Linked DNA regions of Homo sapiens: region 1 is linked to region 2. A link is a contact called in ENCODE Hi-C data. All regions are on one chromosome and are shown on one strand. The core of a region is the stretch at or near the end of the contact, and the rest is flanking DNA. Distances in the headings are between cores, read along the strand shown. Region 1 overlaps LOC101928438 (a long non-coding RNA gene). Region 2 overlaps LOC101928438 (a long non-coding RNA gene).

Region 1 (6,543 bases), core at 387-2,886, 61 kb after region 2:
TTTCGGTGTTTAAAAGAATGTTCAAAGATTTTTAAAGAAATTTATTTATGAAAAGTTGGAAAAGAAGCCTAAGTTGATTGACAGTTTGGAGTTTGTGTTTCCACCATCTGATCATAGCCAAAATGCAAATGCGATTAAGTTCTGAAAGACAGGAATTGCAAAGTGTCTGCAGCTTATTAGAATCTTCCCTCTAGGTACCATTCAGCAAGGGCATCAATCAAAGGTGACCCCCCCGCTTATTGTGATAGGAGCCTCTTAGATTAAGGAAGGGGAAATATCTGGTTTATTGGTGGAATTATTATTGAAAGATCAGATTCTAAATTCATGCCTGGGATCAACAGGAAAAAGAACAGAGGTGGTTTATCTCACGGTATGGCATACAAGGAGAAAATGATGGCAGAGGTGCCATATCTTTGTCCTAAGCAAATTCTGCAATTACCTGCATCATTAGGAGATGAAACACACTCACACACATATACACATACATTTACAAGTACATTTCTTCATGTACATAAAAGTTACATAAATGCAAAACCCAATGTGTATAATCATTCAACAAAGATATTCAGCAGCTCATTTAGAAAATCAATTTTTATGCATCCATTTGACAAACTGAGTCATAATTATAAGTACCACACGTTGTTCTAGGCACCTAAAGATACAAAATAAGAAGAATTGGTCATGCTCCAATCTTATTCACAATCTAAACTAAAAGATATAAAAATCATCTAGTGGAGGAATGTACAAAGTATTATGAAGGCATAGAGAAAAAATAACTAACTCTTCCTAAAGGAACTCATAGAGCTTTCTCAGAAGAAGTGACATTTGCTTTTGGTCTTGAAAGACAGATAAGGATTTGTCAGGTGAGAAGATTGGTAAATACATTCCATTCATCAATTAATCAACAAACAGGGTCTTTTAGTTTTTCCAGGATCTGTGCATGTTACTTAGAATAGAAATACATGCCAAATTGCACATTCCAGGAGATGTAGTCTAGCAGTTTGGAGGCAGGTGAGTAAGATCCCATAAAGAAACAGATTGAAGGGAATGGTAATGGATATTGCGATTCAAAGGAATACTACAGGAAGTTATCTTACAAGATGAATAATATCTTTCTAAATCACTCTCTTGGGAGTTCTATTTCCACATGGGATGTAAAAAGCTAAAAATATATCTGTCCAACGTTCACAACAATAAAGCCGGATAGACTACAAATCAGAGCTTTTCTTGAACTATTAGAGAGTTGCAATCATAGGACAAGTAACCTGAATTCTAAGGAAAGATGGGCCCTCCAAGGAGAGCCAGGACATGACCTCTGGTTCACCTGAGCCAAAGCACCAGAGAAAGAGACACTGGGTGGAATATAAGTGGGTAAGAATTCAGCAAAAAAATTTAACTAATTGCAAAAGGTCAAATGTGACCTAGCTTTTACCTCTCTCAACTCATGGCAGCTACACTGCAACCATTTGAAATAATAGGTTTGTATAGAAAGGCAGCAGCTTATTTCAGTTCAGGAATAGCTGGGTTTTCCAACCCTGTCAGCCCCTGCATTTCTAGACTCTCTCTATTCCCTCTGTTTTTGCTCTCAAACCAGCTAATTCTTGCCTGATTTCAGCTTATTCTTGGAAGATGTTGCTTAAAACAGAAAGTAAAAGCCAAAACACGCTAGCACTCTGGCTCCTTGTAACCACTTCCCCTCAAGTACTCACATAAGGATCAAATAAGTGATCTTGTGTTCATTGAACACAAGAAAAAGTCTTCAAGTGGTTAAAAAAAAATGCTTATTGTGAGACTATACTAATTCATTAACTTCTATATATCTAAGAATCCCAATCTATTCCTATTTCAAAATCATTACTAACAGAAAACAAAACAGGACTAGAAACAAAATAGAGTACAGAAATACAACCATATATAAAGCAATTCAATGACAAAAGAAAAATCTCTTCAACGACTGGGTTGGAATAACTGGATATCCAAAACAAAAAGGGAGAGAGAAAGAACCTTGACCCCTACCTCACACCACATCCAAAAAAACCCATATGAGAAGGGTTATAGAGTTAAATGTAAATATAAAATAATACAGTTACAAAGGAAAAAAAAGTGGAAGAAAATGTTTGCAACCTTGCAATGGGCAAACATTTTTCAAGAACATACAAAGCATAAACCATAAAATAAAAACACTAATAGACTGTACTACCTAAAACTGTAAAACATTTGCTCATCAAGACACCGTCAAGAAAATAAATCACAAGCCACGCACTGAGAAAAAAAATTCAGTAGATAGATAGATATGTAGATAGAGCTATATATAGTGAATATTTTAGATATAAAAATATAAAATATATATACATTATATATTTTTATAATTTATACTTTATATATAAATTATATATATTATATATTTATACTTTATATATAAATTATATATATTATATATTTATAATTTATACTTTATATATAAATTATATATAATATACTTATATATTTTATATATTATAGATAATATATTTATGTATTATATAAATATAAAATTTATATATAAAATATAAAATATATCTATATATAGTGAATATTATGTATATATATAATATATATCTCTCTGACAAATACATTGCATATAGAACATACAAAGAAATTCTATAAATCAATAATAAAAAGACAAATCATTTTTTAAAGAAGACTTGGACAGCCACAAAAGAAGATATACAAATGGCCAACAAGCACATATAAAGATACTCAACTTTATTATTTATAAGTTTCATGCAAAGTAAAACACACACATATACACACATACACACATACATGACTGAAATTTTTTAAGAAAAGATTAACAACATCAAATGTTGGAAAGAATGTGGAGCAATCCAAATTTTCATATATTGCTGCTGGGAGTATAAAATGATGCAATAACTTTGGAAAACTGTTTAGTAGTTTCTTAAAGAGTTAAACATATGTCTACCCTGTGGCCGGGCAATTCTACTCCTAGATATTTTCCCAAGAGAAACGAAAACCTATGCTTACATAAAGCCCTATATAAAAATGTTCATAGCAGCTTTATTCATAATAGCCAAAAACTAGAAAAAACCCAGATGTACGTCAACAGGCAAAAGTGTTTTTTTAAAACTGTGGCATATTCAAAGAATAGAATATTACTCAGCGATAGAAAGAAATGATCTACTGATATACACAACATGAATGAATCTCAAAAGTATGTCCGGTGAAAGAAACAAAACACATAAGAACATATACTGTATGATTGCAGTCATAAGAAATTCTAGAATAAACTAAACTAACCTATGTGATAGAAAGCAGATCAGCAGTTGATTGGGGGGTGAATTTGGAAATTGAGTGGGAAGAAGCATGAGGGAACATCATTCTGGGCTGATAAAAATATTTTGTGTCTTAATATGCAGTTATCAAAAGTGATTGAGCTTGAAGATTTGAGCATTTCACTGTATATAAATTATACTTCAATTTTTTAAAAGGTTAATAAATGTTGTTGCTAAAGGATTAGACTTCAGTTAGTACTTCCCTAGATATAATTTCTAAAAATGTAAATTTTTCCTAAAGTCCTGGATCTGCACTGACTTTTCACATACATGAAGCTTAATTCTCCTTTTATTTCAACGAACTTTCTACGCTTAGGTTGGAGGAGTGGTCATCCTACCCATCTGAAACGTTCACCTCAAATCCTTGAGGCAGGGGGAAGTAGCATGTCAGAAGAAACTGTGAAAACAGTGGGATAAATCGGGAATATTACAAAAAGAATAGACCCACCCTACTATGGGACTGTGGTTCAGAGCTAGCTCTCCAAGTGTGAAACCACAAAAGGCAGCTATCAGAGAGTGATTCTTCACATGCACCCCCTCTGTGCACAGATGTGGAGGGGCAGTGAAAAAGTCTTGCCTTATGTTTTCAACTAACCATAAACTGAACAAGTTACCCAATTCATTGGCTTGAACTTTTTTGTTTTGTCTTTACAGCAGTCAACTTTGAATTTAATCTTGGCTGGATGAAGCCACCTGAGTTTTGCTTTTACAAAAGACTTTGCAAAGAGAGGAACACAAAGACTTTCACTTAAATGCCTTGTTTTGCAAGTGCATTAAGTCATTGGTGCCCACCTCAAGTTGGTTTTACATCCAAAAAGAACCAATTTGGCTCATAATCCCTGACAGCAGCTGGCACAAACTGAGCATACCACTACCATCTTAGAACTGAAGTCTTTGGGCATACCTGCAAAGGGAAGAAAAAGTTCCAGCCAAGGAAGTCAATAACTTCCTTTTTAATGTGCTTATTCAATGCTGAGACAAGTATTACTGGATTTTAGAGACATTTGGAATAAGAATGGAAGTTTGGTGCACTTGGTCACAGGAACACACTGTGACTTCTCAGACCTAGAAACAAATTACTTATTAATTTTTTAGGAAAAAAAAGCATCTTGATGATGCACTAGGTCCTTGTTATTTACAAATGGATTAGTCTTACAGAATCTGATTCTAGACCACGATGCTCACTAGTAAAAGCTACAAGCTAAGTATAATTTCTCCAGTTGTGACTAGTGTATGCAGAGATAAGAAGCCTCTAGCCTTCTGGCTAGTACTGGCCATTAGCTTAATTTGTATTCATCCTTAAACAAATATTATATTCTTAGAGCAACCATGATATGATGACTTTGGTACACTTATGGTACACTGCAGTCCACATAGTAATCTCCTTTCTGGTAGTATATAACCTGATAGATATACTGTTATTTAATTAAGGGAAGTATATATGAAGTTTTAATTTTTTAAACTATGTTTAGTGGCTAATTTTCTGATTTTTCTTGGTGGACTAATACCCTTTTTCTTCTGTGGCAACTTCTTGGCAAGTTCATCTACTACATCAGTTGTTCTACCCAGTTGTACTACCTAGTTGTTCTACACGATTCAGCTCTGAGTCCACTATTATGTTTCCTCACTATCCCCTCTATTTACAGATTCCTCCCGTCACATTATTTTAACCACCAACAACTTTATTGAAGTTCTCAATTTTACAACTTCAATCCTTTTGTTGTTTTTATAAATCCCAATCCAAATGCTTACTAGATGCATTTTCACTTGGATAACTCAACATGCCCCCAACCCTGCATATCAAACCAGCACCACCTCCCATTTTCCATAATATCTGTTAATAGTAACACTGGGTAGGAAGACTCCCAAATCCATAACTTTACTTGCTGATTCACTTTTCTCTTTTCTTTATCTGCATCCCATCAGTATCAAGTCCTGGTAAGTCTTCTTTCGTAATGTTCTCTCCTCACCACCATCTCTGTTGTCCAATCTGACAAGATCTCTCTCGGACTACTGTAACAAGCTTGTACTAGCTTTCCTGAGTGTCAACTCCCCTCTATTCTCCAAATAGCATCAAGAATATCCATTTCAAAATGCAAAATTGAACATGTTAGCTCCTGATTTAAATGTCCAATACCTGCTTGTTGCTTCTGAAATGAAAACAAAGAACCCAGTATTATCTGGCTCCTGCCTTTCTTTCCAGCCTCATGTCAGCCACTCTCTACCTTTCTTGCTGTATGCTAAATCTCCTGGTCATCTTTCACATTTTAAATCCATGCTCCCTGCCACAGGTCCTTTGCACACACTGCTTCCACTGTCTGGAATGCTGTTGTCCCTTTCCTTACCTCCCTTTGCATAGTTTACTCCTATTCACCCTCCCATTCTCAATTCAAACATCTGTTGTTGTTTTTTTTCCCCAAAGAAGCCATCCCTGATCTCTATCTGCACAAACTAGATCAAATTCAATTCTGTTATACATTCTTATATCTTCTTGTACTTTTCCTTCACAGCATCATCATATGTATTTGTCTGATGAATGTCTGACTCCCTTACTGGTCTAAGAACTCTAAAATGGCAAGAATCATGCCTATTTGGCTCACTATTAAATCATCAGTATATAGCACAATGCCTTGCACTTACTAAACATTTGAATTAATGAAAGAAGATTTTTATATTTGTCTCTTTTTTTGTCTTCTCATTGTCACCACCATTGCTCTGACCCTTTCTAAGCTCATGCTTTGGAGACCAAAGTACTATCTGGTCTTCTGTTCCCAACCCCTCCCCTTTCTAATTTAATTTGCACATCTCTAGATCAATCATCTCAAAACATTGTTTTTATTGTGACCCTTTTCTGATTAAGAATCATTCATTGCCTACAGACTGAAGTTGAAAATCTTTACCCTAACCTTCCTATCTTTCCTTGATCAGTTCCTAGCCCATCTTTCCAGGTTTCTATATCTCTTCTCTACAAAACTCTCCAACTCAGTTTCATTGATGTACACATTCAGGGCTTTCCCCAGACCACTGTACAGGCTGTTCACTAAATGATGCCATGCCGTGAACGGCCCCTGGGATGCCATTTGTATCAGTGCTTATGTGAGTTACACCCCTGGAGTTATGCAAGGCACAAATGATGCAGCCAAACGTAGCAGCCCTGTAAACATCTTAAATTTGTTCTTTCTCGTTTCCCATGTTTGATAAAACTTTTGCT
Region 2 (6,529 bases), core at 989-3,488:
TCTGTGCTCATCCCTTGACCAGAAAAGCAGAGAAACAATGTTTTTGAGCTTCACTATTTAATAGATATGGGGCAACTTCTCAAAGGAAAAGGGATAACTTTACTAGAAGGGGAAAGATGTACTGGGTAGACAGAAGCAACAAATATACCTATCACATTTTCTATAACAGTAATTATGCTCACTCAAGGCAGAAGCCAACCCTCCTAGTGGTGAATTGCACATACCATCTATGAAAAGATCACAACCCAGAAGGCATAGGCAACTGCCACGGATCTAATGAATAGGTGATCAGAAGACCTCCCAATACTCTTGAAAGTACTGAGAACTGATTCCCTATTCTCTCACCTATGACCAGCCGGAGAGAACCATATTTTCTGGTCTTCCAGATGAATCCTATTCAAAATATTATTCACTGTGAGGCTATAATTATTAGTCCTTAACTTACTACTTAACAGTAGCCCTCTTCTAAGCTGTTATCTCTCTGCCTGTTGTTTGGCTTAGGAAATTCCTGCAGGACCTGCCTTGACTTTGAACCTTTTTTATCTCACCTTATTTGTCTTATTCCCACTACATTAGTTAAAACAAAATTCCCCTTTCCTGTCCAGACACATCAGACAGATACCACCAATAAGACCCTCCCTGCTTACTGGCAAGAGCATATCAAAAACACCTAGACAGTTTTCCTAAAAGGAGACCATTAAAAAATAAATTCAGAACCTAAACCAAACTTCTAGGTGTAATTCATTTGACCTAGACTTCTTCAGTGAACATGCCAAGATCTTGTATGTAATGAAGCAGTACTGGTACATTAAAAGCCACTCATGCCACTCTACTGTTTAAAGTCCTTTGCCAGAAATAGAGCAAAACTCAGACTCTTTAGACTGGCATCAAGGTTCTTCACACTTGGGCTCTAAACTCTCTCTCCAGCCTAGTCAACCTACATTTCATGCATACTCCAGCCACACTACACTATTTGTTACTGCCCAATATTGCACATGCATTTCACACCTCTGTATCTTCCTATCTCTTGTTCCTTTGGCTTAGCCTGTCCTTCGTATACTACTTCCACCTGGAAATAATCTTCCCATCATTTAAGATCTACTTTGTGTTATCTTTTCTTCATCAGTCTTTCCCAGCAGGTTGCTTCCTCCTTCTTCCTTGCCAACCATGTTAATTTGTACATTCTTCTTGTTATTGCACTTGTACTGTTTACAGACCTGCCTTTGTCATCAGATTAGGAATCCCTTGAGGTCAAATAATGAATTAAATTCACCCTTGAACCTCCAGCATCAAGTACAGTGGTTGGTGCATAGTAAGCACTCACTATATATTTGAACAGCGAAGAACTTAATAAATCCAACTTGAGATAAGTTACCACCCATCAAGTTTTGTGGGATTCTAAATACCCTAATAAACCATGAAGGCACTCAACATTCTCAGAAATGAAAATGAATGAAAAAAAAAGAATTTTTCAGTCTTTTGTTTGACAAAATGTTGCTTATATAGACATTATATCTAAACAATAAGCTCCATACCCTAGCCACGCTCAGAGATATCTGCGCAACCTGACACCTCTCCTATAATTCTTCTTTCTACTCACAAAGAAAAAAACAGAATGTTTGAAGCCATTTCTCTATTCTCAGAAAATATACCCCATGTATGTCTTCTCTAATTCCTATATATTACAAGGTCAATTAATTATAGATCCACAGAGCTGGAATTATCAGAGACCTTTTGTACTCATCATTTTATAGACAGAATAACTGGGCCTAAAGAGGTGAAATCACTTCCCCAAGGCCATAAAGCAAATCAGCAGCAGCACTAACCTAAGTCTGTTGCTTCCTAATCATCTTACCAAATATTCCCACAGAGATAAAAATTAATTCTCCCACCCACACATAAGCCTTGCAACCACCGGTTCACTTACAAATTATTCCAGGATAATTGTTAATAATTATTACTAAACATGAACAGATTTGGATACTAAATTGTAACAGATAAACCTGCACACACAAGTACTGCTACTAGTACAAAACTCCATGACACAGTTGACCAGTGTCCAACTTAATCGATAGGATCCTTTGGTTTGTTTGTGTCGTATGTGTGTGCACATGTGTGTATGTAATTTTCCCCCCAATTTCTATTAGCACTGTACAAAAAAAGGAAGTTGAAAGTGAGAAGTCTTCTATTGTTGCACAGACATGTGACTCTTGTCTAAATGGCATTAAAATTGTTCAGACATTGAAATGAAAGCAAATGTGCCTGTACCCATCACATTACGTAGGAAAACCAATGTAGGCTGAGTTGCATGTCACCAAATGCCCCACATGTGACAAACAGAGAAAGTGACATAATCCAAGTATTCAGCAAAAGCAGCCCACAGTAACAAATGCATCATTTCTGAAGAGGAAGAGAGAGCAGATGGCTCAGCAAGCAACTGTGGAACAGCCAGCTTCCCCCTCCGCACCTCCAAAACCAAATTGCCTCCCAGTATCTCATCCTAGGCACTGCAGAAACTCAGAGGCAAAACGCTTAAGCACCACAGTAGCAGCGGCCAGGGCAGGAGTCTCAGGTCATGGTGCCCTGAGCTTGGACCCAGATGACCTGAGTTCACAGCAAGATTCTGCTTCTCGCTTTCTATGTTACCTTAAACAAGTTACTTAATTTCTTTAAATTTTATTTCCTCATCTATGTTATATAGGATCAGTAAGACTCCATAATATTCTAGGACATATTGACACGAAAGTGCTTCATGAACTACAAAGTACTCAACAAATGTTAAACTTCATTAATTAAAATGTACCGATTGGTTAGAACTAATACAAGCCAATCTGAAACCTAATAACATATATCATACACAGTGTATGGAGAGCCCTAGCCCTAGTTGATCACGGCTTCACAGATGCTTTTTAAGAGTGGTCAGCGAATTGTGGTTCTCTCTGCTAAAAAGTCACCATGACTATCCTTCTATCTTAAGGGTGGGATAAATCTATTCCATTCATTCCTCATTCAACAGTGGATGCTCAACATGTATTGAACATCCACTGTAAGCCATGCACTAGCTAAGTGACAAAAGATATAGTAGCTGAGGCGTTTTGGATGCTAATTTCTCTTAAAGATAATTATCTCTTTTTCTTTTATTGTTATTGCTTAAAGGGCAAACACCATGGAAAACAAAATAAATATTTAACTACATCAAGAAAGACTAGAGTCAGATATTTCTGGATTATTTGTTGCATCAGCCTAAGAAATAATAATGGCTTATATTGCTAGTACTTAAAAAAAAAAGCTACCATAGGTGTTAACTGACTTAATTATCATACTAGCTGTATGAAAAAGGAATGATTTCCCACTCTTATGAAGCCTAAATGCAAATCTGAGTCTAAAACACTCTCCACTATACCATATTGTCTCTCACTTTAACACCAAGGGTTATCAAGGTGGGAAAAGAAAAGTATCTTCTGGCAAGATAAATCATAATTGTTTTCAATACTCTAGTGTACATTGTTGAGGCAGAGAGATTCCAGGACTTCACTTCCCTCAAACAGCTAAAACAGCTGTTTAGATAAAAACAGCTAAAACAAGCATTAGAAAAACCATAAAAGTGGGACTGAGTAATTTCAATAATCCCTTTTGCTACTGTTTTAATCCCACACAATACATGTATTTTATTTGTTTATTCACTGACATTCTGCTAACTGCAGGAGAAACTCCCAAAAGCTAAGACTAGACTAAAATAGTAGAACACTACTAATTGGCGGATCAATAAACTACTCCATTCTGTTTGCATAAATAGACATTTTGATGGTAATCCTTTGCTTTGATGGCAACCAAAATAGATTAACTGGATCTTTAATAGATGTATATAATAAAAGCCACAGACAATATGCCCTGAAGATCGTCAATCTCATATCCTGGCAGATGGTAGAAATGGAGGAAGGGGAAAAGGAAGGGAAAGAACATTCCTGGAGCAGCTGTTGCATGTGGGTACCACACTGGGCACTTTAAATATTTTAACTCTTTGCAGTTTCATCCTAACCCTACATACAATTTTACAGATGAGGAAACAGAGGCTCAGAGAAGTTAAGACCAGTCCCATCTCTTCACTTGGCCCTACATTATCTTTCAAAATACTCTGATGTGGAAAGGCCAGAGCACACGTGTGTTACAGAGGACCACCTTGGCTCCTGATGCTCCTTAAAGAGGCCACGACTTGTGTGTCATGATTCAGGGATTGGACTTGCTGCCAAGGTCACAGATGGTACACTTGAGATCCCCTAGCCTATGTACAGAGTAGTCCCCAAGAGAGGGAAGGGTAAAGATGAAGCCTTAGAAACACAAAATTAGGACATATACAGGGAGAAAGAGAAATACGAGATGTGAAAGAACAACAAAAGTGCAAATCCATGGCAGTCAAGGATGTGTTAAGAAATAGTAGGTGGTTAAAAGCTATGACGGTCAGTAGAATAACAGCTAAGAACTGACCTCAAGCTTTAGGATAAAGTCTCTATTATCCTGCAAGACCAGAATATCGGTAAAATTGGTGGAATTAACTATTTTTTTTAATGATTATAAAACAGGACAATGCATTTTATGATGGAAAATGGGTAAGCACATAAAAATACCCTTGAACAATGTGGGAGTTAGGGGTGCTGACATCCCCATACAGTCAAAAAGCCACATATAACTTTGGCCTCCCCCAAAATTTAGCTGGGTTAACTATGTTGACCAGAGCCTTACTGATAACATAAACAGTTAATTAACATATATTTTTCATTTTGTGTGTATTATATACTGAATTCTTATAATTAAGTTAGAGAGAACACATTATGAAGAAAATCATAAGGAAAACAATATACGTACTATTCATTAAGTGGAAGTGGATCTTCATAAAGGTCTTCATCCTCATCATCTTCTTGTTAAGTAGGTTGAAAAGGAGGAGGAAGAAGAGGGGTCAGTCTTGCTGTTTCATGGGTGGCAGAAGTGGAAAAAAAATCCACATGTAAGTGGACCCATGCAGTTCAGACCTGTGTTCTTCAAGAGTTAACTGTTTAAAGGTGGGGGGAGGTAAAATCACCATAATTCCACCCTGACATGATTGACTTTTTTAAAAATTGTTAACATTTCAGCATATTTTCTCCTAATGTTCTTCTGGGTACTTTTTACACAGTTAAAATCATACTGACCGTGTAATTTTGTATGCTATTTTTTAGTTTAACACTGTCTAGAACATTTGCCCAAGTCTTTAAAAACTCCTATCACTAATCTTGAATGCCACTGAACCACAGACATTGAGGGTAAGCTCAATGCTTTATTCTTTTTGTATATTTCCACAGAAATCAGCACAGTCATTTTCAGAACAGAGATATTCAAAAAAAATTATTGAATGGAATTGCAGCACCAGTGCACTCTCATCTTCCCTTAATTTACCAGTCATCTGATGCCCCTTGTCTATGGTTCATTTTATGGTACATTGTGTCGGCTCTCAGGATGTTTTATATAATCTGTTTCAGGCTCTCCCTAACTGGACAGTGTGTGTCATGAGAGAAAGAAATTCATACCTTGAATTCCTCTTCTATCTTTTGCTTTCTATCTTCACCAACAGTGCCTACCATAATGTCCCTTCCACAGAAGATAATTTAATCTCATTACATTAAAGTTACATCTATAAAAATTCAAAGAAGCAGCATATGTTTTATTTATACTGGTGATGCTTCTAGCACCAATAAAGCCTTTATATGTTTTCCTTAAGCATAGTCCCTAGATTCATATCCTCTGTTTTCTTTCTTTCTCTTCCCTTTACAGTAGACTGAAACTGTATATACATACATATAAATCAGAAACTACAACCTTCATGATCTTTTTTTGGAAGACAACTTTGTTGAAGAGAGATTACAGAGGGGCAAGAATGGAAACAGGAAGACCAATTAGGAGGCTATTGCAAAAATCCAGAATCTATTACTTCCAAGAGCAGAACTTCATGTGTAGAAGTCATATGCAGACATATGGAGTGGGCTGCCTCAGGAGGCAGTGAGCTTTCTGCCACTAGAGGTGCACAAATAGAGAACCACTTGGCAAGGACATGGACAAGGTTGGCCTTATAACCTAAAAGTCACTTCCAACACTGAGACTCCATGATCGTTGCCTAGAGTATCTCATGCCCTCAACAGCCTAATAACCCCACAAACATATTCACTCTTTATTTTGATTATACAAGCACAGTATAATCACCATAGAAAATCAGAAGGTAGAGATATTAGATAAGCAAAAAGAAAAGAAATAAAAATACAGTCCCAACAGCCAGATATAGTCATGATTAGGACCTAAGCATGTGTGTACATGTGTGTGTGTGTGTGTGTGTGTGTGTCCCCTTCTATTACATTAACTTGTCAGATGTATCATTAGACACATGATAGAAAGCATGGGTCTTTTCCTAACTAAACAAAATCTCCATCTTTACGGTATTTTATAATCTTCTTTTAAAATTCAATATATAATGAATATATTCCCCTGTCAATTTATATTTCTT

Evidence for each region. A loop is a pair of places that touch in the nucleus more often than their neighbours do. Pooled maps may share reads with other maps.
Region 1: a pooled map shows a loop between it and region 2 (2.9-fold over the local background). The contact joins two enhancer-like sites. A Hi-C loop is called at or near these places in 1 of 168 maps with a recorded cell type or tissue (posterior vena cava), 1 of 37 single-sample maps with no recorded cell type and 4 of 50 pooled maps.

The regions. Positions count from the first base shown.
Region 1 is chr9:99,719,200-99,725,742 of GRCh38, forward strand. All of the region lies in intron 2 of LOC101928438 (a long non-coding RNA gene), which reads right to left. All of the region lies in intron 2 of LOC124902234 (a long non-coding RNA gene), which reads left to right. Among named protein-coding and RNA genes, the nearest start is that of NR4A3, 99 kb to the right of the region's middle. RefSeq lists an enhancer at 3,790-3,859. Within about 2 kb of position 1,637, at least 5 of the 41 ENCODE cell types and tissues checked have a DNase peak (open chromatin) inside an H3K27ac peak, as active enhancers do.
Region 2 is chr9:99,658,078-99,664,606 of GRCh38, forward strand. All of the region lies in intron 3 of LOC101928438 (a long non-coding RNA gene), which reads right to left. Among named protein-coding and RNA genes, the nearest start is that of NR4A3, 160 kb to the right of the region's middle. Within about 2 kb of position 2,239, at least 2 of the 41 ENCODE cell types and tissues checked have a DNase peak (open chromatin) inside an H3K27ac peak, as active enhancers do.